Regions from separate parts of the Homo sapiens genome. Here region 2 is linked to region 1. Evidence: chromatin loops called from intact Hi-C (ENCODE). Cell type or tissue: PC-3. All regions are shown on one strand. Each heading gives the region's core, and the rest is flanking DNA. Links, peaks and the distances in the headings are about the cores only. Region 1 overlaps GUCY1A2 (guanylate cyclase 1 soluble subunit alpha 2). Region 2 overlaps LOC124902744 (a long non-coding RNA gene).

Region 1 (11,031 bases), core at 3,277-8,276:
TATCCTTCCTTTTTATTATCCTGAGTATAAAAACAACTCCAGAATAGCAAAAGTTCAACCTGAGGGCATTATATCTACAAAGAGAAAACGAATCTCCCTTGCTGTAATTCCACTTTGCTCCCCACTGCTCTCTTCACCATTTTCTTGCAGAAGAAATCCTCTCATCGAGGCTAGTAATATTCAGAAATTAATGGGTCTTTAAAAAAATAAAATTTGTGCTCATAAAAGTAGAGAGTAGAATTGTGGGTATTAAAGGCTAGGAAGGGTAAGGGGGAGGAGACAATGTAGAGAAGTTAACAGATACAAAATTTCAGCTAGATAGGAGGAATAAATTCTGGTGTTCTGTAGCACTTGGGGTGAATAGGGTTAATGATAATTTATTGTGTATTTTCAGAAAGCTAGAAGAGCAGAGTTTGAATGTTCCTCACACAAAGAAATGATAAATGTTTGAGGTGATAGTTATGCTAATTATCCTAATTTAATCATTATGCATTGTAAACACTTATCAAAATATTACTCTGTATCCTATAAACATGTACTATAATGTGTCAGCTAAAAAATTTAAAAAGTAATTATTGTTTTTTTCCATGTTATTTCAAGTAGTTATCAACCCATGGGACAGCTTGGCCACAGATAAGATCTCAGGCTTTAGAGTAGGGCAGCTACGGGTTTGAATTATGACTCCCGCACTTATTTAGCTCAATGTTCTTAGTGACTTATTTAACCTAAGTTTCAGTTTTTCTCATCTGAAAAACAAAGATAATCACAATTCAGAACTCACACTCTTGCTGTAAGGATTAAATGACAATATAAATAAATTGTCAGTAATTCAATAAATGTTTGCTGTGACTATGATGAGATATTGGAGCTAAAAGATGCATGAGAGCTCATCTAGGACATCAAATAGCTTAACCAATATTAGATGCAGTTCTCTTAATTCCTAGGGTAGGAATTATGCACTGTATCAAACTCTTGCACAAAAATGTGGTCTGTGCAATTTTAAACTTGGTGCTAGAGGTCTAAAGAGAAATTAAATATTATAACTTCTTGAGTTTTGTAAGAGATGATATGTGGGTATCTGTGTCTGAGGGCAGGTTATGCAGTGAGAGGACTGCAGTCATCTTTATAAAAACTGCTTATTTCTCAGGATAGCTTCTTAGTCTTCTCAAGCCAAGGGCTCTACTGCTTCTTAAATATAGAAATATCATTCAGTCCTACACTAGATTCCTGTCTTCAGGAATCTATATCTTAAGTCCCAGTAAAAATCCTTTACAGGCCAGAGGTCTCATTTGTGAAAGTTCTTTTTCCTCCCTAGATTTTGCTTACATAATTTATATGGTTTTTTTTTTTCAAATCCTCAAAGACAAGTATGCAGAAGTAAGATTGGGGCTATATTTCCAGGCAGGTTTTAGCATTTAAATTTTCCCTTCTTGTAGGAAGAATAACCCCCACCTCCCAAGATGTCCACATCCCAATCCCTGAAAAATGTGAATATGTTAGGTCTCATGGTATGACGTTTAATATTGAGTGTCAACTTGATTGAATTGAAGGATGCAAAGTATTGTTCTTGGGTGTATCTTTGAGAGTGTTGCCAAAGGAGATTAACATTTGAGTCAGTGGACTGGGAAGGGCGGACCCACCCTCAAGCTGGGTGGACACAATCTAATCTATTCCAGCACAGCCATAATAAAACCAGGCAGAAGAACATGGAAAGATTAGACTGGTTTAGTCTTCTGGCCTACGTATTTCTCTCATGCTGAATGCTTCCTGCCCTTGAACATTGGACTCCAAGTCCTTCAGCTTTGGGACTTGGACTGTCTCCTTGCTGCTCAGCTTGCAGACGCCCTATTGTGGGACTTTACCTTGTGATCCTGTGAGTCAATACTCCTTAATAAACTCCCCTTTATACATACATCTATCCTATTAGTTCTGTCCCTCTAGAGAACCTTGACTAATACACATGGCAATGATGAATTAAGGGTGCAGATGGAATTAAGATTGCTAATCAGATGACATTAAAATAGAGAAATTACCATGGATTATCCAGTGGGCCTGACATAATCACAAAAGAGTCCTTAAAAGTAGAAGAGGGAGGAAGAGTCAGTAAAAGATATGTGATGATAGAAGTAGAATTAGAAAGATGAACTATTATTGGCTTTGATGATGGAAGAAGAAGGTTCTGAACAGAGGAATGAGAGTGGCCTCAAAGCTGGAAAAGGCAAGAAAGCATGTTATCACCTAGAACTTTCAGCAAAGAATGAAGGCCTCATGACGCCCACGCTGATTTTAGCTAGGTGAGACCTGTGTCAGACTTGTGCCCTATAGAACTATAAAATAATGTTTGTGTTGTTGAAGCCAACAGTAAGTAATTAATCTAATTAGTAAGCAATCACATATATATGATTACTTACTAATTAGATTAATTATATACTATATATACGATTACATACATATATATGATTACTTATTAAGTAATGATTACTTAGTAATCATATGTATATAGATATACATATATGATTCCCACATTTAAGCAGAGGTACATAATTCAATTAATCATGTGATTAATTGAATTAATTATGTACCTTAGCTTAAATTTGGGAATTTCCCATGTACACAGCCAATTTTTAATCATATGACTATGATTTAGACAGTCATCAGTAAGGGACTTTTGTTAATAAAAACACATAGGAATAAACTGATTACTATCTCAGCTCTTAGTCACAGCTCAAAATGCACCTTTGACCAAATTACCAAACCCATTCTTTCTCTCAAATTTCCAGATGAGGTCTGTAATCCTACTAGCACACATCATTCATCATGGCTAAATTTATAAATTATGAGATTCAAGTGAAGGAATAAGATGGTTTCTTCCTCCATGGAAAGAACAGGATGAAGCAGTAAATGAATGTCTAATATGTTCCAAGTATAAGGAGCTTTAAAAATATCACATTAAATGCCAACAATAATCTTCATAAACATGTACCCATTTTAGAGATGAGATAACTTGGTCCAAAGAAATTAAGTCACTAAAGTTCATGTAGACAGGAAAATTTAGAGCCTGGATTCTACCTTAGGCATTTTGATTCTGAGCTCATGCACTTCACCACTGCCTAATCTGCTCGACTGTACATGCTCTCATACAATGAGCTGTTCAGGTAGCAGTGGTTAGGAAGAAGCTTGGTTTTAACAGAAAGAAGCCTTTCACAGTCAATTAAAAATAGGCGTTCTAAAACATCTGGAAGTAGATCAATTGTAAAATGAGAAAAGCAAAAATGTTTAAAGATTAAGAAAAATTTCATACCAAAGTAATTCAAGTCTTTCTACACTTTTAGTTTGCACTGTAGCAAGAAAAAATAATTATGCTGAGATAAATCATTTATTTCAAAATTTGCTAAAGCCATCCTTCATATAAGCAATTATTTCTGTTTTATAGATCAGCAGCATGATGTTAAGACAGTTGTTTATAATATATGCATTATTTTAAAATATATATTATATGCAGTAAAGTAATATTAGTATATATGATATATATATTATATGCACTATTTAAAGTGCATATATTAATGGTGCATATATTATGTGCACTATTTAAAATCCATATCCCATAAAAAACTTATCCCATCATTGGGATGATGGGAACAAAAATGTGTGTAAACACATTTATTGAAGAAAAATGAAAATGTCTAATTTGGAAAACTTAAAACTCAATAAAAATTTCTTTTTTGTAATGTCATGTAAATAATGTTCACAGGAACAAACTTTGTGATAATTAAAAAATAGAAAATATACCGAAGTGTTGATCAACAGAGGAATATATGTATGAAATATTAAAATATGGTGGAGTCATACACTGAAATGTCATACAGCGATTAAAATGATGAGCTAGAGCTGTCTATGATTTAGACAGTCATCAGTAAGGGACTTTTGTTAATAAAAACACATAGGAATAAACTGATTACTATCTCAGCTTTTAGTTACAGCTCAAAATGCACCTTCGACCAAATTACCAAACCCATTCTTTCTTTGGAATTTCCAAAGAAAGATGCTCCAACATGGATAGATCTTAAAAGTATTAAATTGTGTTTAAAAGAAACCAAAGTTAGTGATAACAGTCATACAGTAAAATACCATTTATGAAAATTAAAACATGTAAAATAAAATTATATTGTTCATGGATACATATGTAGAAAGTTAATATATAGAACATGGGACTGAGGCAGGGCGCAGTGGCTCAGGCTTATAATCCCAGCACTTTGGGAGGCCGAGGAGGGCAGATCACGAGGTCAGGAGATGGAGACCATCCTGGCTAAAAAGATGAAACCCCGTCTCTACTAAAAATACAAAAAATTAGCCAGGTGTGGTGGCACGCACCTGTAGTCCCAGCTACTTGGGAGGCTAAGGCAGGAGAATCCCTTGAACCCGGGAGGCGGAGGTTGCAGTGAGCGGAGATTGTGCCACTGCACTCCATCCTGGGCGACAGAGTAAGACTCGTCTCAAAAAAAAGAAGGAAAAACAAAACACGGGCCTTTGAAACACACCAAACTCATTAGGATGTCACAATGAAAGACTGAGAAAATTACAAAGAAAATGTTTTGTTCATTTTTATTAAGAAATATCTGAAGCAAAATATAAAGTGTTTAACTATGGTAGGATCATGGATATTTTATTATCTTTTCAGTACTCCACAATAGTTACAAAAATATTTTTAAAATTCAATTATTTGAATATTTAAGACAAAATGCATTTGGAATGAACAATTCAAAAAATGATTTCAGTTTATCATAATATCAAAACAGTCCACTTCCAAAGTTTATAATAATCATATAGTTTTCAAGATAAACAGGTAATGTTGGACATTCTACAGAATGTAATTCAGGGATAAAATAGAGATTTCAAACTCTCATGAGCTTAATACTGGGTTTTACTTCATAAATTATATTTGTTCTAAGAATCTACCCACCTGTCAGCTCAACGTGTCTATCTATGGCTCTGTTTGATTTTGGGGGGCCTGGGGGTGAAGGTGCAGAACAATAACACAACAGTAAGCTTCAGTGTATGCAGTAGTTGAAATGATTTCATTCCTCAGACCTTGTTAATCACTAAGGATCATCATAAACTGTGAAAAAGACTACAAAAACTCTGAGTCACCACCAAAATGCACAGACTTGTATGGCTGGCAGAGTTTTTTTTTTTTTTAATACATCACTATGTAAACAAAGCCAGCTACTGTTATGATGTCTAAGCAACAGGGCATGAACTCCTCACACAGGTTGGGCCCATTCTTTTACACATCTTTTTTTTTTTTTTTTAAGTGAAGTTGTCACAGAAGACATAAATCTACACTAAGTTACACAAACATGGAAAATAAGTATCAATACCATGATGGGAATAAATGGAACCATGTAATAGGATATGAGTGAGGTAGCTGATCTTCAGTAACTTTTTTCATCGTATAGAGCAGAAAGTATCAGAATCACTGATCTCTACTAGAGAATTTGACAAAATTCAATTTGCCATGGTAATTGTTGTCAGATCATCTGTAATATGCCCAGAATTGTGTTGGGAAAATTGGGAGAAGTTTAAAAGATGCAAATCCTCTTATAAATATCCTGAAAATAGCATATAGTTCTTAGATAAGTAATGATTAGATAGAATCCTGAAACTTTGTCCAGAAGTTGTCTGTGAGGCCCTCAAAATCTCTTGGGTTCCTTAAAATTAGTAAGAGGTGTGTCTTTATTCAAAAACTGTAAAATCAAGGTATCCACTACTTTAATGAGCTTAGCAAGAGCTTTAAAATGTATTTTTAATGTGCACTTTCTCTTAATTTTATATTTGTAATTTCAGTTTTCTTTCTCATCTATTTTGCAGAATCTGGAAGTATCTGCTTTCATCTAAAAACTTTAAATTCCCTCTCTGGAATTTCTGATACCAAATTACCCTCTAATTTGGTATCAAAAGTTTGAAAATATCACTATTTTATTTATTATTATAGTCAACTTTTATCTTTATATTCAAATTTTCTGCTTGAGTTTTTTGTAACCATGTTAATAGAAAAATCAATGGCCACTATTCCTACTATACATTTTTTTCAGTATGATTCTAAGTTACCTAAAACATGAAATTAATTAAGCAGCTGTACAGTAATGCCCAGAATAAAGCCAAAGTGTGATAAAGTAAGACATTTTCATGCTTTTCTTTGCTGTTAATTTTGAAAATGTCCATCTTATCAATGTATTTATTCATTAATTTGATAAATATTTACAGAGTGCTTATTATGGGCTAGACATTTTTATAAGTTTGGGGATATAATGATGAGCCAAACTCATCATTATGACTGTGAGAGACACAGTCGCTGCCCATATACAGGGCTTAATATCTAATAGGGGAAATTTCTACCAGACACAAAATAAGAATGAATTCAGGAGGCAAAAATGTGTAGTGTTGTCAAAGATTACCTTTAAGATAAAAAGAATTTAATGTTTTACTCTGTACCTGGTATAGCAGAGCATTCAAAATCCCAAAGTCCAAAATGCTCCAAAATCTGAAACTTTTTGAGAACCAACACGATACTGAAAGGAAATGCTCTTTGGAAGATATTGGATTTCAGATTTTCAAATTTGGGATGCTCACCAGGTAATATGCACAAATATTCCAAAACTCAAAAAATTTCAAACCGTAAAACACTTGTGGTCCCAAGCATTTTGAGTAAGGTATAATTTATATATATATAAATTTAAAGACTTTATTTATTTATTCAAAAAAACAGTCCAACCACCTTTTCTATTGTATTTCTTCCATTTTTATAAACAGAAACATTTTGAAAATATTGAGATTTCTATTATAATGCAGATCCTTAAGAACATTTGCTCTCCTGTATTTTAAACAGGTATACTTAAGAAGGACAGAGACTGTGGGAAATGACAAACCTATATTCACCTCTCAGTCATGTCAGATTTTTCATGCACTCTCACAGAGTGCAAATAAAAGTTTGTGTCACAATTACTATCTATCTTTTGGGTTTGGGCAGTTCTACTCATAATATCTTGGAGAATGACAGGATCAAGAAAAAGAACAGGGACTCACAGATGACAGCATAGCAGCCCAAAACAAAGGCCAAGACAGGAAGGAGGAGGCCAGAGAACACTTACTGGTAAGTGGTTGGGCTGACATTGATGCGCCGAGGGTGACTTCCCGACTCGAATTTGCTTGCCAGTGTGACATTATTTCCAAACAGGCAATAACGTGGCATTCGCACCCCAACAACTCCAGCCAGCACGGAGCCTGAGTGAATTCCTATCCTCATCTAAAGAAGAATGAAAGAGGAAAAGGAACATATTTGTTTCCATTTGGTATGCAATTATTTTAATGAAAGGCACTGCTAATTAATAATAATAATAATAAAAAAAAACTATGAGCTCCTCAAAGACAGGAACTGAGTCCTGGTCATTTTTGTGAGCCTAATAGCTGGATCATTATAGGGCTCAAAGAAGATAAATGCTATTGAATACACAAATAAATAGATTAAGTATATGAAAAAATTTATGTTTAATTTGCTACATAAATCTGGTTATGTTACAGGTTAAATCAGATTTCATCTGTATGTAATATGGTCTAACTTGAAAAGTATATTTTTCTCCACTTTCTCCCTCCAGTTATTCTTAAATAAAACCTTATTTGTTCCTTTCATAGCACTAAACATAATTATAAATTAAATATTTATATTTCTGTTTATTTTGTTTAAATGTTGGATTTTCCCATCAGAGAAGGATATAGTTATATATATTATATACATGTATATAATATATATAACTATATATTATATATAACTATATATAATATACATGTATATTATATATAGTTATTAATAATTGTATACTATATTGTATATAATATATATAAATATATTTATATATATAAATTTATATATATTTATATTTTTATATTTATATATATTTATATATATTATATAAATATATATAAATTTATATATTTTATATAATATATATAAATTATATATATTATATATTATATAAATTATATATTATACTATGTATATATTATATATAAGTATATATAATAATATATATTCTATATTTATAGAATAATATATATTATTATATATTTATATATATATAATAATATATATTATTCTATAAATATAATAATAATATAATATATTATATTATTATATAAATATGTTATATACGTGTATATAATATATAGTTATATATAATATATAGTTATATATTATATACGTGTATATATTATATACACGTATAGAATATATAGTTATATACACGTATAGAATATATAGTTATATATTATATACACGTATAGAATATATAGTTATATACACGTATAGAATATATAGTTATATACACGTATAGAATATATAGTTATATACACGTATAGAATATATAGTTATATATTATATACACGTATAGAATATATAGTTATATATTATATACACGTATAGAATATATAGTTATATATTATATACACGTATAGAATATATAGTTATATATTATATACACGTATAGAATAGTTATATATAACATATAGTTATATATTATATACATGTATATAACATATAGTTATATATAATATAGTTATATACATGTATATAATATATAGTTATATATAATAGTTATATATATTATATACATGTATAAAGTATATAGTTATATATAATATATACATGTATATAATATATAGTTATATATAATATATAGTTATATATATTATATACATGTATATAATATAGTTATATATATAATATATAGTTATATATATTATATACATGTATATAATATAGTTATATATATAATATATAGTTATATATTATATACATGTATATAATATAGTTATATATATAATATATAGTTATATATTATATACATGTATATAATATAGTTATATATATAATATATAGTTATATATTATATACATGTATATAATATAGTTATATATATAATATATAGTTATATATTATATACATGTATATAATATAGTTATATATATAATATATAGTTATATATTATATACATGTATATAGTATATATATTTCTTTACTGCTGAATATTCGACATTTAGTATAGTACCTAGAGCAAAGCAGGTATTCAACATTAGTGATAAATGTTGAATAAATTGGCTGAATTCCCCATTTAACTCCATTTTAAAATGGAGTTAAAATAGAGACTTCAACCCTTGAGACAGTCAATAGGCATTGATTAAAAATTCTGAAGAGTAAATTAAGTGCTGTGTATTTACTCTCTGATTAGTCTGTCTGGTCCATGCCTTGAAAAAGCTCTCAGTGTACAGTTGTTATATAATTAAACACGATAACAGTAATGGGGTTATACTGACACAGTCTACACCAAATAACTGAAGCGAATGGATAACAAGTGGGAGATGATATCCTTAGTTCTAGGGGAATGTAGAGTGTTCCTTGGAGGGAGGAAACCTGACCCCTAGATGCCTACCAAGTAGCCAAATATCACCCCTTCACCACCAGGCTCTCTTTGCCACTCTGGTTGTAAGGAAAAAAGTCAGTCTGAGAACAACCCTTGTATTGGGGCTGGAGACTTCTGCATATATCAACTCATAAAAAGATAGGTTGAAACTAATGTGACCTAGCTGCATCCCCTTATAACCTTTTCACCTACTTTTAAAAAATTGACTCTAAAATTTATTTGAAAATTCAGTATGGTAGAAAGAGTCAAGATATATCTGAGAAAGATGACAAGTTACAGTATTTGCCCTACCATAAACATATCTAATTAGTGCATGGATAGCATCATATAAACAAATAGACAAATGGAGCATTTAACCCAGAAAGGCTGCCATGCATATGTAGGTGCTAGATTTATAAAAGAGTTGGCATTTCAGATAAGTGAGAAAAAGATGTCTTTTTTATTAGAATGCTCTGGATCAACTTTGTTTTATGTGGAAAAAACATTCCAAGTAAATTAAAGATCTTGATGTAGCAGACATAACTTCACAGCTTTAAAAATAATTGTATTAATTAAGAAACAATTGGTAGTATCAGTAAAACTGCAAAATATAGATACTTTGAAAACATAGACTTTTATTTGTCTTTCAATAATAGTTCCTAGATGGGTCATCCAGATTGCCAGGCTGCTCTATTCCCCTCAGTAATTCAAGGACCTGGTCCTTTTCATTGGTCCTTCTTCATGTCTTGGCACATATCCAGAGCACCCTCATGTTCCAACTCATGGGATGTGGAAAGATAGCAAATTTATCATTTAAAGTGACCTTCATTTCTTTGTGTAGATCCATTTGTATCTGGTATCATTTTTCTTCTTCCTACAGGACTTCTTAAATATTTCTTATACTGTAGGCCCACTGATAATAAATTCCCGCTGCTTTTTTATGTTTAAAAGTCTTAATTTTGTCTTCATATGTGAAAGATACTTTCACTGCATATTGAATTCTAGGTTTAAAGAGTTTTTTACCCCCAGTAGTTTAAAGATGCTGCTCCACTGGCTCCCATCTTGCATCATTTTGGATAACAAATCTGCTATCATCTTTATCTTAATTCTTCTATATATAACATATCTTTTACTTCTGGTTGCTTTTAAGTTTTTCTTTTATCATCAGTTTTAGGTAATTTAGTTATGATTTACCTTGATGTTTTTTTCTTGTGTTTTGGGTTTGTTGAGCTCTTGGATCTGTGGGTTTATAGTTTTTATCAAATTTGGTAATTTTCTATTTCTTTGAATATTTTTTTCTGTCTACCTCTCCCTCTCAGAGATTCCAATTACACATATGTTAGGAGCTTGAATTACTTCCAAAGTCCACTGATGATCTATTCATTTAAAATAATTTTCTCCATTTATTTGGGATAATTTCTATTGCTATGTCTTCAAATTTATAATATTTTCTTTTGCAATGTCTAATTTGTTATTAATCACATTCAACATATTTTTCATCTCAGACATTGTAATTTTCCTCTATAGAAGTTCAATTTGGAATTTTTAAAAATCTTCCAGGTATCAATTTAGCTTTTGA
Region 2 (11,031 bases), core at 2,180-7,179, 110 kb before region 1:
CCTTGAGTATCAGATTGAATCAACTGATTTCCTCAAAGACAGGGCCTATGCCTTATGGATCATTTTAGCTTTGGCACTGATTTTTCTGTTTGGCTTTGATAATAGTTGATATGCCTATGCCTTATGGATCATTTTAGCTTTGGCACTGATTTTTCTATTTGGCTTTGATAATAGTTGATAAATATTTGTTGAAGGAAACTCTTGGTCCTGCTTGAACAGAGAGAGAAGAACAATAAGTCATGTTTCAGTGAGGCTAGAAATCCATGACAGCACAGATAGGTCTCCAAGGCTTCAGCAGTATCAAAGACAATCACATTTTTCCTGGCAGAATACAAAATCACAAGACAGAAAAGGCTTTTTTTAGCAGGATCACCTGTCCTATGACTATTATCTTCCTATGTCATAGATCATTGGAGGAAAAGCCCTGGAAACTGGATCACCTTGCCTAAGATAAATCTGAGTTTCTTAATGATTCTTTTTTTCTTTCTCCTCCTCTTCTCCTGGTTTCCAAACCTAAAATGGCTTCCCTGCTGATTATCCTCCAAAGGCAGCATCCATTCTCCAGAATCACTAACTAAGTTCCAACGGAACAAGGATATATTTAATTTGGAGCCCCACAGATTAGTCTTCATTGCAGTATATTTGCAGAGATAATTATTTTAAGAGTAATATGCCCTTTAAAAAGCACACTGGTTATGTCTTCAGTTCTTAAGAAGAAAGTTAAGTTTGAACATAAATGAGTTCAGGAATCAAGTCTCAGTGCCCTTATATACTGGGCTAGTTACATGAAACTTGTAAGGCAGGAACTTCCATTAGCTATTAAATATTTGGGGTCTTTCTGACACAATGCAGTATCCCAAGTACACATAAGAGAATTTTGTTGTAGGTTTGTCAAGGCCCAAAGGGTAAGGATCTGTAATGGACACCAGTATACCAATATCTGTAAGTTTAGCTATGATCTCTCAGCAGAAATGATGGGTTGGACATAATACCCTGGCAGAACAAATGAGTAAAGTCAGTTAGGGTGCCAAATCATTTTCATAGACCAAGATAGATGGTATTTATCCTGCCCTTTCAAGGGGCTTCCTGTAATTCTTGGTGTTTGTTTGTTTTTGAGGCAGGGTCTCTCTCTGTTGCCCAGGCTGGAGTTCAGTGGCATAATCTCGGCTCACTGCAACCTCTGCTTCCTTAGTTCAAGCTATTCTCCTGCCTCAGCCTCCTCAGTAGCTGGGACTACAGGCACACGCCACCACACCCAGCTAATTTCCGTATTTTTAGTAGAGATGAGGTTTCACCATGTTGGCCAGGCTGGTCTCTAACTCCAGGCCTCAAGTGATCCACCCACCTTGGCCTCCTGTAGTGCCGGAATTAGAGGCATGAGCCACTGTACCCAGCCACTTCTATTTTTAAGTCATTAGTGGAAATAATTCAAAGAACAGGAATTGCCATAACCTTTCCTGAAGAATTACCTCTTTCGGAGAAACACCAACCACTTCCTTTGATGTATAATTGTCTCATCTGTGTTTGGCTGCTGGCTGCAGCAAAATCTATAAGACCTTATAAAGGAGTTGCATTCCACCCAACAGGTGGTCTTGAATCTGTGCACTCTATGTTCACAGCTTTGAACAAACTTCTAATTGGAAATACCACCAATCAACAGGCGAGATCTGGCTTACCTAGATTAGGGCAACAAGTTACACTCAAAAACTTGCTAAGTTGAAGGTAACTGGTTTCAATATTAATATTCAGGTCCTCTTGCCTCTCTGCTGTGAGTCAAATTCAATACAAAGCCAGTGGATCCCTAGAACTCCACTGATTCCCAAGATTCTCCAGTGCGAATCAGCTTCCTTGCTGTCTTTCACCTACATCCGTTGCATTAACAAGTCCTGTCAAATGTACTTTCCACGTACATCTTGAAGACACCCACTTCTCCATGTTCACTATGTCTGTCTTAACTACCATCTTTTCTCCTCTGGTCTACTTTAATGTCTCCTAACTGACCACTCAGTGTTTACTCCTACCTCCCTGAAGTCATCTCCATACAGTTGCAAGAATAGTCTCTTAACACAAAAATGTGATATTACTGTCAAACCTAAAATCTGTGGTCGTAAACGCCTGTAATCCCAGCACTTTGTGAGGCCAAGGCAGGCGGACCATTTGAGGTCAGAAGTTCGAGACCAGCCTTGCCAATGTGGTGAAACCTGTCTTTACTAAAAATATAAAAATTAGCTAGGCATAGTGCCAGGTGCCTGTAATCCCAGCTACTCGGGGGCTGAGGCAGGAGAATCACATGAACCCATGTGGCAGAGGTTGCAGTGAGCTGAGATCATGCCACTGTACTGACAGAATGAGACAGCATCTCAAAAAAAAAAATACAGTAAAATAAATAAATAAATAAATCCATTAATGACTTCTTTCATTTTACTCCAATCTCATTATTATCGTCTACCTATTTTCCTATTTTGAAGTTAATTTCGTGAGGGCAGAGACTGTAACTTTCTTGTATGCCACCGAATTCTAAAACCTAGAATTAAATAATGGGCCAATCAAACTGCAAGCCAGCTTTCTATCGCAGCAGACTCACCACAGGGTCACTGTACTAGATTCAGAGCCCAATTCAGGGAATTCCTTTCCAGATAATACCCTGAGGACTGGGTCCTGGAGGTCTTTGAGAAGACTGATGGTATTGTCCCTGCTCCACTTTTGCAGCACAAGAGGCAATGGGAGTATTACTGAATGCAGTGTCCATAGGGAGTTCCTGGCCAGAGCCAGGAACAGAAACTGAAAATGAGTTACCCAACCAAGCAGGAATAGAGAAAGAATAGAAAGATAAGGAGGCAATTAAAATAAAGAATAAAAGCAACCTGGGAAAAGATCTTTAGAATCAGATGCTGAAGAACTGGGACTTTAAAAATTTCTGATCCTAAGAGTAGATAGAGTGATAAACTTTAATACTCATGACTTGACCCTTCTGGAAGTAAGTAGTGTCAGAAGCAGAGGGTCCACACGTTTCAAACCCTCACCACCATGTTAAATGCACACAATTCACTTCAAAATGTACCTGTTCACTCACTCACTTATTCATCCATTCATTTATAACATTTTTTGAGAATTTGTGAATATTCTTTGGAAACATTAAAATACACTAAAATGCAATTTACTTCAAAGCCTCTGGCTGTTCATCTGTAACAAGACAGATTGACCTTCTCACTTCTCATACTCTTCCTTCTTTTGCTCATCACTCAAGATTCAGTCCAAGTCCTTCTTTCATCTAGAGTTTTTCAAGTTCCCTGCTGGTTTCCCTTTATCTGAGCTCCATTAGCATATACGATTGCCTCACATCTTTTAAAATGTGAAGAGTGGCTATCTGTATTATTTCTTAAAGACTGGCACATTTTATTATGTCTGGTGTGTTTCTCACATTGAACTTAGCTCAGACATGCATACTTAGTGCGTGATAAATGCTTGGTACATATTTCAAACATATTGGCTGGTTCCCGTGGGGTCATTGTTCCCAGATTAGAATTCTAGTTGAGTTATTCCTCTTATTCTCTAGTTAATTTGTATATATGAAGAGATCTTTCTCAGCAGTTATAGACTTATTGCATTTGTCTGCCAGCCAGAACCCATTCTTGTGCTCCCCCAAATGGGTCCTATAATATCACTTTGGCACACTTATCCCTGCTGGTGGATTTCTATTTATACCATTTGGGTTATTGGCTGCCTTGTGTCCTTTAATGCAACCAATATAGGAATTCTGAAACTTTAAAAGTAAATACATCTTAAATATATATACCCAAACACATATTCATTTAAAGAATACTAATAAAATAGCATTTTTCAAGATTATTGTACTTTTTAATTTTTTTAAATACATGGAAATTATAAATGTTTGACAGAGAAAAGAAAATCCTTATAATCCCAACTTCACAATAAACTTCACATTTTGTAAATATGTTGGCATTTTTGTACATTTCTGTCCAAATGCACACAATCTGGACAATTCACTTTGGAGCCTGCATTTTTCTTCTTCTGCTTCATATAGAAATCAGTTATCATATGCTTATCAGTTACCTCATATTCTTTATGTTATCCTCTTTGTTTTGAACCTGTCAACTTCCCCTGAGAAGATTAAATGAAATAAAAAGAAGGTATGGTGTACTAAATATTATATTAGAAATATTATTTTTTCTGTATTGTATATCCTTGAAAGAAGTATTTTTAATATTTCTTTGGTATTTTATACATTATTTGTGTAATTTAACTGTTACTAATATTGTAGCCACCAATTCATGGGTGGAGGCGGCAATGCAAACACTAGTTTCTTTTACTTCGGCTTATGTAACTGGTCTCCCTCCCCTAGATGTCTGTTGTCAGATCACACATACACAAACACCTGCAGGATGTGGCTCTGTGGGGGGTGGTCAGAAAAGGCATATCAATCTCAGGATGTGAAAGGGCGGGAGGACAGACAAGGCAGGATGAAAGCAACTCTCAAGTGGAGTCTTCTTCAGGTTCAATTGCTTTTATAGCTTTCCTCTTGCTCTTTGTGCAGAGTTGGAAATGTGATATTTTAAAGTTAGTTTTTATAGAAACAAATGTCAAGACAGGTGAGTCATCCTGATATCTCTAAAAATAAACTCAGGTTGTCAAAGAAATCAAAACTTTGCCTTCACGCTTAGCCAGCAAGAGAACAAGAGTCTTCCCACCCATGGGCTGTGGAGCTGCTTGAAGTAATCCCAGATTTTGAGGGCAGTATGGGGTTGGAATGAATGAAACTGTGAAGCAAAAAGAACTTTGGATTTTGGCTATATTCAACTCAAAAACGTCCTGTAGGAAAGAAGGAGAAAAATTATTTGACTATTTCAACTGAGGCCCGAGATAGGAATCCTAAGGGAATACTATCTGTAGTGGCCAAGGGAAAGCTTCTCTTTCACTCTGAAGGTTCATGGAAAGTGAACTGACAACAGACAGGTTAATAGGAGAAAAAAGGCATACCAAATTTAAGGTACATAGCATGGAGGGAATTTCAGTAGAATGGCTACCCAATAACTCAAATGAGTTCCAGATGTTTATATACCCTTTTTTTGTAGAGGGGTGGGGGATGGGGATGTAGGAAATTAATGAGCCCAAAGAATAATGGCCTGGGACAAAGTTCTTCTGTGCTCTGGGGGAGGTGGAAGAAAGGTGGCGGGGGCAGGGGCAGTGCATAACTTTACTGTGAACAAAAATTATCTTATTATGCAGATAAATCCTCCCTGGTAATCTTGCAGAGATTAGAATAGTCTCTGAGAAGAATCTCTCAGAAGAATAGATAAAAAGCCTATCTAGGCAAGGTGACAACTCTTGGAGAACTTCTGTTCTCCAGTTCTCCAGTGGTTAATCTTTCCCGGTTATTGAATGAGATCTTAGGGAGGGGGTCCTAAGCCAATTGTATTTCTTTTGGAAAGGAACTTTCTCAGATAAAGAAATTCCAGGTAGATTTCCTCTCAGTGCTTCAAGAAAGAGAATCAGAGAGACAGGGAGGCAGGGAAATGTTGGCGAGAGAGCTTGAGGCTGCTTCTTCAGTTCAGCATGTCAAAGCATTATATTTGGGGCTGTCGTTTTCTGAACCCCAAGATTTCCATTGTGCAGATTTTAAATGTAGCTTTGTCAGCAGCCCAGAGAGTTAACATGTGATAATGAGCATCAATAGTGATCTGAGTTCTGAGGGAGAAAAAAATGCCAAAGCCCTCAGTAGGATATTTAGGATCTCAAGCTATGCTCAATATGTGCCCTAATGTAGACATAATGTGAAGATCAAAAGGAAATAAAAATTGAATTCTAACTTTAGAGATAGTAAAACCATCTAATATAATGTGGCGGTGCCCCCACCCAAATCTCATCTTAAATTGTAGCTCCCATAATTCCCTTGTGTTGTTGGAGGGACCCAGTGGGAGATAAATGAATCATGGGGGAAGTTTCCTCCATACTGTGCTCCTGTTAGTTACTAAGTCTTACGAGATCTGATGAGTTTTAAGGGGAAACCCCTTTCACTTGGCTCTCATTTCTCTTCTTTGCTGGCCGCCATGTAATATGCGCTTTTCACTTTCCGCCATGACTGTGAAGCCTCCCCAGCCATGTGGAACTGTGAGTCAATTAAACCTCTTTCCTTTATAAATTACCCAGTCTCTGGTATATCTTTATTAGCAGCGTGAGAACAGACTAATACACCATCCTATGTTTGTTTTCTTCTCACTTTCCTCCTCCATGGCCCTCTCTCGCATTTCAACAGTCACCCTGATGGCCAGTACCCTTTGGCTGCCCTGCCTTGGCCTGCCCACTCAGTGACTGCATACTTCCTCCTGCCTGCCTGAGAATCCCAACTGGTCAAGTTTTGGTTTTGTTTTTTGTTATAACTGAGCTCCTCCATACCCTGTACTCAAGACTGATGATACAATGGTGAACAAGACAAAGTCCCTGCCTTCACAAAACTTACAGTGAAAAATGACCCCCTCTCTCTCTCTGTCTCTCTCTCTCTATATATATATGTGTATATATATAAAATATAGATACTATAGTATTTCATATATTATTTCGACTATATTATTTTTATATATTATAGATTTTATATATAGTATATAGAATTTCATATATTATGAAGAAAAAGTAATATATGAAATTCTAACATATATGTAAAATACAGTAGAATTCTACTATATATAGAATTCTATATATATAGTAGAATTCTCTATATAGTAGAATTTCATAAATGAAGAAAATATAGGGTAGAAGAAAGAGTGTGTGAGGGTACAGAGGTCTCAGAGATATTCTTTCTTCCATTTATACATGTCACACTTACATGTGGTATATATTCAGAAGTACAAAGAGGTATACAGTTTAAAAGAAGCCCGTGTGTGCAACCCTGGCATTCCAGCCACCCAGTATATCCCTAGGAGGCAACCACAGTTAGTGGTTTTTCAGATATCCTTCCAAAGATATTCTACGCATATTCAAGCATAAATTAACTTATATGCTCATGCATATAAAACATTTTATTATGAAAACTTTCAAATATGTGGTAATGTTGAATGCATTTTACAGTAAACATCCATATACTCACCACTTCGATTCTACCACTAACATTTAATAGTACTTGTTTTAGCATTTATCTATCTATTTATCCACCTGTCTTGGACCATTTTGTGCTGCTGTAACAGAATACTTGAGACTGGGTAATTTATAAAGAGAAGAGGTTTATTTGGCTCTGGTTCTGCAGGTTGGAAAGTTCGGAGGCATGGCACTAGCTTCTGGAGAGGGCTTCTATGGTGCATCAGAACATGGCAGAGAAGTTCGAAAGGAAAGTGACACATGTAAAGAGACAAAATCCCAGGAGTGTCTTGGCTTTTTAACAACCAACTCTCCGGGGAAACATTCCCTCAAGAACTAATCCAGTCTCATGAGAGTGAGAACTCACTACCAAGCCATTCGTGAGGGATCTGCCCCATGACCCAAACACCTCCCACTAGATGCCACCTTCTAATATGACCACATTGGGGATGTAATTTCAACATGAGTTTTGGTGGGGACAAACTATATCCAAGCCATAGCACTATTTCTTTAATCATCTCTCTTTTTTAATGCATTTCAAAGTAAATTGCAGACATTACTATACAGCCCTCTAAATACTTTGGTATGTATACCATTAATTAGAGCTCAGTATCTGTTTACATTCTCTTTTGATATAAACTTGAAATACAAAAGTTTTAAATGTCTTTCAATCCATGACCATGATATGGCTCTACATTTGTTTGTGTCTTTTAAAATTTCTCTCAAAAATGTTTTGCAACTTTTCATGCATTTTGTTAAATTTACTTGTGTGTTTTACGTTTTCTGACGCTACTCATACAGCATCATGCTTAATGGTGTAAGACTAAAAACGTTTCCACTAAAATTAGGAATAAGATACAGATGCCTGCTTTTGCCACTTCTATGTAACCTAATATTGAAAGTTCTAACCACAGCAATTAGGCAAGAAAAATAAACAAAATTCACCCAAATTGGAAAGAAAGAAGGGAAGTTATCTACATTCACAGAGAACAAAATCCTACATGTAGTCAACCTTAAATATTTGACATAGACACAAAAACAGTTAGCAAAACTGTTAGAAATAATGCATGAATTTAGGAAAGTTCAGGATGCAAACTCAACACACAAAAATTAGTTTTATTTCTATACACAGACAATGAACAATCCAAAAAGAAAATTAAGAAAACAATTACATTTACACTAGCATCAAAAAGAATAAAATAGGAATAAACTTAACTAAGGGGGCACCAGGGTTATACGCCAAAAACTACAAAATACTGCTGAAAGAAATTAAAGACATAAATAAATGGAAAGGTATCTCATGTTCATATATTGGAAGACTTAATATTGTTAAGCTGTCAATACTACCCAAGGAGATCCACAAATTCAAAGTAATCCCTATCAAAATTCCAACAATGTTTTTGGCATAAGTAGATAAACTTATCCTCAAAGTCATATGTGATCTCAAGGGATCCCAAATAGCTAAAACAATATTGAGAAAGAAGAAAGTCAGAGGGCTCACACTTTCTGATATCTGTATCTACTATGTGGGCACCAAGGCCCTTGTTCCACTAAAGGTTCACTGAAAATCGCTGACATGAAACAGATTGATTAGTAGGAGAAAAGGCATACAGATTTATTTAATGTGCATACACAGGTGTCTTCAGAATGAAGACATAAAGATACAGGGGAAATTGTTCATTGTTATGCTTACATTCAACAAAGTATGGACAGCCATGTAGAACTATGATTGGACAAAAAGTCCATGATTTAATGTGAATAGACTGAGTGGGGAAATCCAGCAAAGCCTGTCCATCTAGATTCTTTTGGCCTCTGTGAGCATGTATGTCTTCCTTCTGGGTGTGAGGGCAGAGTCCTCTCTGGAATGGGGGTCTTAAGATCTACATTCAAACAAGGCAGGTCAAATAATTTCTTTATGGTCAATTTTTACATGGAATATGTTTAGGTTTTATGGCTGCTTTTCAGGAAAAGGGGTTCTGGTTTCTACAACCCAGCTTGAAAAAGAGGGGTTCTAGTTTCTATGGCCAGCCTTGGGGGAGGATGGGACTGAGAGGAGGGTAGGGGTAGGTCAGATAAAAATCTTTTGTTTCTGAGGCTACTGCTGAGGCCTTCATTTTGGGATAGTGTTTTTGAACTCCAACAACTACAAAGCTACAGTAATTAAAGTAGTGATACTGGCATAAGTATTGACATATAAGCAAATGGAATAAAATAGGAAGCCCAAAAATAAATCCTTGCACATATAATCAAATAGTTTTCAATGACGATGCCAAGATCATTTAATGGGGGTAAAGCAGTCTTTTCAAAAAGTGGTTCTGGGAAAACTGGGTATTGAAAATCGTGTGAAAAAATGAATTTGGACCCTTATCTTTCATGATACATAAACATTAACTCAAAATGAATTTAATACCTAAATGTAAGAGCTAAAACTGCAAAACTCTTAGATGAAAACCTAGGAGAAAGGCTTCGTGACATTAGATTTGGCAATGATTTGGTGGATGTAACACTAAAAGCATAGGCAACGACAAAAAATGATTACATAGGACTACACGAAAATTTATAACTTCTGTGCATCAAACGACAAAACCAACAGAGTGAAAAGGCAACCATGGAATGGGAGAAAATGTTTGCAAATTACGTATTTGACAAATAATTAATATGTAGAATATATTTTCTAAAAGTCTTACAATTCAGCAACAAAAGCAACTCAATTTTTTAATGGGTAGATAATTTGAGTAGACATTTCTTCAAAAGAGATATACAAATGGCCAATAAATACATGAAAAGATGTCCAGTATTGCTAGCCATTAGAAAAATGCAAATGAAAACCACTTCACATCCATTAGGATAGCTATTATCAAAAACAAACCAACCAACAAACATAAAACCAGAATAGCATGTGTTAATAAGGATGTAGAGAAATTGGGGTTCAGAGAGCCTCCACTCCTCAGCATGAACAGTACAGTATAGGTTGAACACTAGAAGTAAAGTACAGGAATAATTTGATTGATTGGTTACAGCTAGCTGTTTGCCTCATTTGGACATGTTCTGAACAGTTGGCTGCCTGTAACTAGCTGAAGCTGTTTGTGAATGTCTAAGACCCTGCTATCCATTACACAAAATAAACTCTGAAGTTAGGTTTCAGTTTGTTCATGTACTGAGTTAGGTTGTAGTTCATGACCTCCTGCTTACTTAGTTTAATGTGGTTGAGAATCTTGGGTGCTGTCTCATGTAGATAGGTACTGGTTAATTCAGGGACTGTGAAACAAGCATTTTAAAAATGATTGAATATATTTCTCACCGTTGCTGTGAGGTGACGTAGAACACATGGAAGGTTCTTGGGACAAACATACTGAAAATAGAACTCTGTATCTTTGGCTTCAGACATTACACGGATCACAGAGTGGTCAGAAATAGGATAAGCTATTTTGAATTTAAGAGATACCCTAAGTAACAGGTAAAAACAATTTTTTGACTTTTCTGAAAATCAGCCTGGTTGTTTTTCTTTTAATTCATTCTTTAAATAATTACTCAGAAATAAGATTTAAATGGCAAAAATGGATACTCATGTATCTTTCTGAAATAGATTTAATTTATATAATTTTTCTACTAAGATGTCCAAAGTACTTTATAACATTATCAAAATGTTTCATCAAATGCCATTTTGCAGAGAATAGGGACATCTTTCAGTGGGAAATAGATAACGGAGAGGTAAAATAATGTCTACCAGATTACAAAACAAATTAGAACTGGAGACCTGAAAGGAAAAAAGAAACGTTATCACATTCTCAAATTGAACATGCTTTATGCCATTTAAGTAGTGCTGAATAGCTCTTTTTGCTGCAAATCATTCTTTATTCCTGTTTTTTATTCTACCTGAAATTCTGCCAATTAGAGATTCATTTTCAATAACAATTCAGTATGAAATAGGAAATAACTCTG

What was found. A loop is a pair of places that touch in the nucleus more often than their neighbours do. Peaks named below come from ENCODE experiments on the same cell type or tissue, not always from the same donor. Only the 100,000 strongest peaks of a DNase experiment are listed, where the experiment ranks them.
Region 2: it touches region 1 in a loop (5-fold over the local background); 1 of 110 quality-filtered maps calls a loop at or near these places.

What each region holds. Positions count from the first base shown.
Region 1 is chr11:106,701,364-106,712,394 of GRCh38, forward strand. It overlaps GUCY1A2 (guanylate cyclase 1 soluble subunit alpha 2), which reads right to left. Exons shown (of 8, transcript NM_000855.3): 7 at 7,149-7,303. Among named protein-coding and RNA genes, the nearest start is that of GUCY1A2, 310 kb to the right of the region's middle. In PC-3, for the core only: no CTCF peak of the experiment used is centred there; a DNase peak (open chromatin) is centred at 5,178; H3K27ac peaks cover 1,272 bases.
Region 2 is chr11:106,590,473-106,601,503 of GRCh38, forward strand. The region is part of intron 1 of LOC124902744 (a long non-coding RNA gene); the gene reads right to left. Among named protein-coding and RNA genes, the nearest start is that of GUCY1A2, 420 kb to the right of the region's middle. In PC-3, for the core only: no CTCF peak of the experiment used is centred there; a DNase peak (open chromatin) is centred at 4,509; H3K27ac peaks cover 389 bases.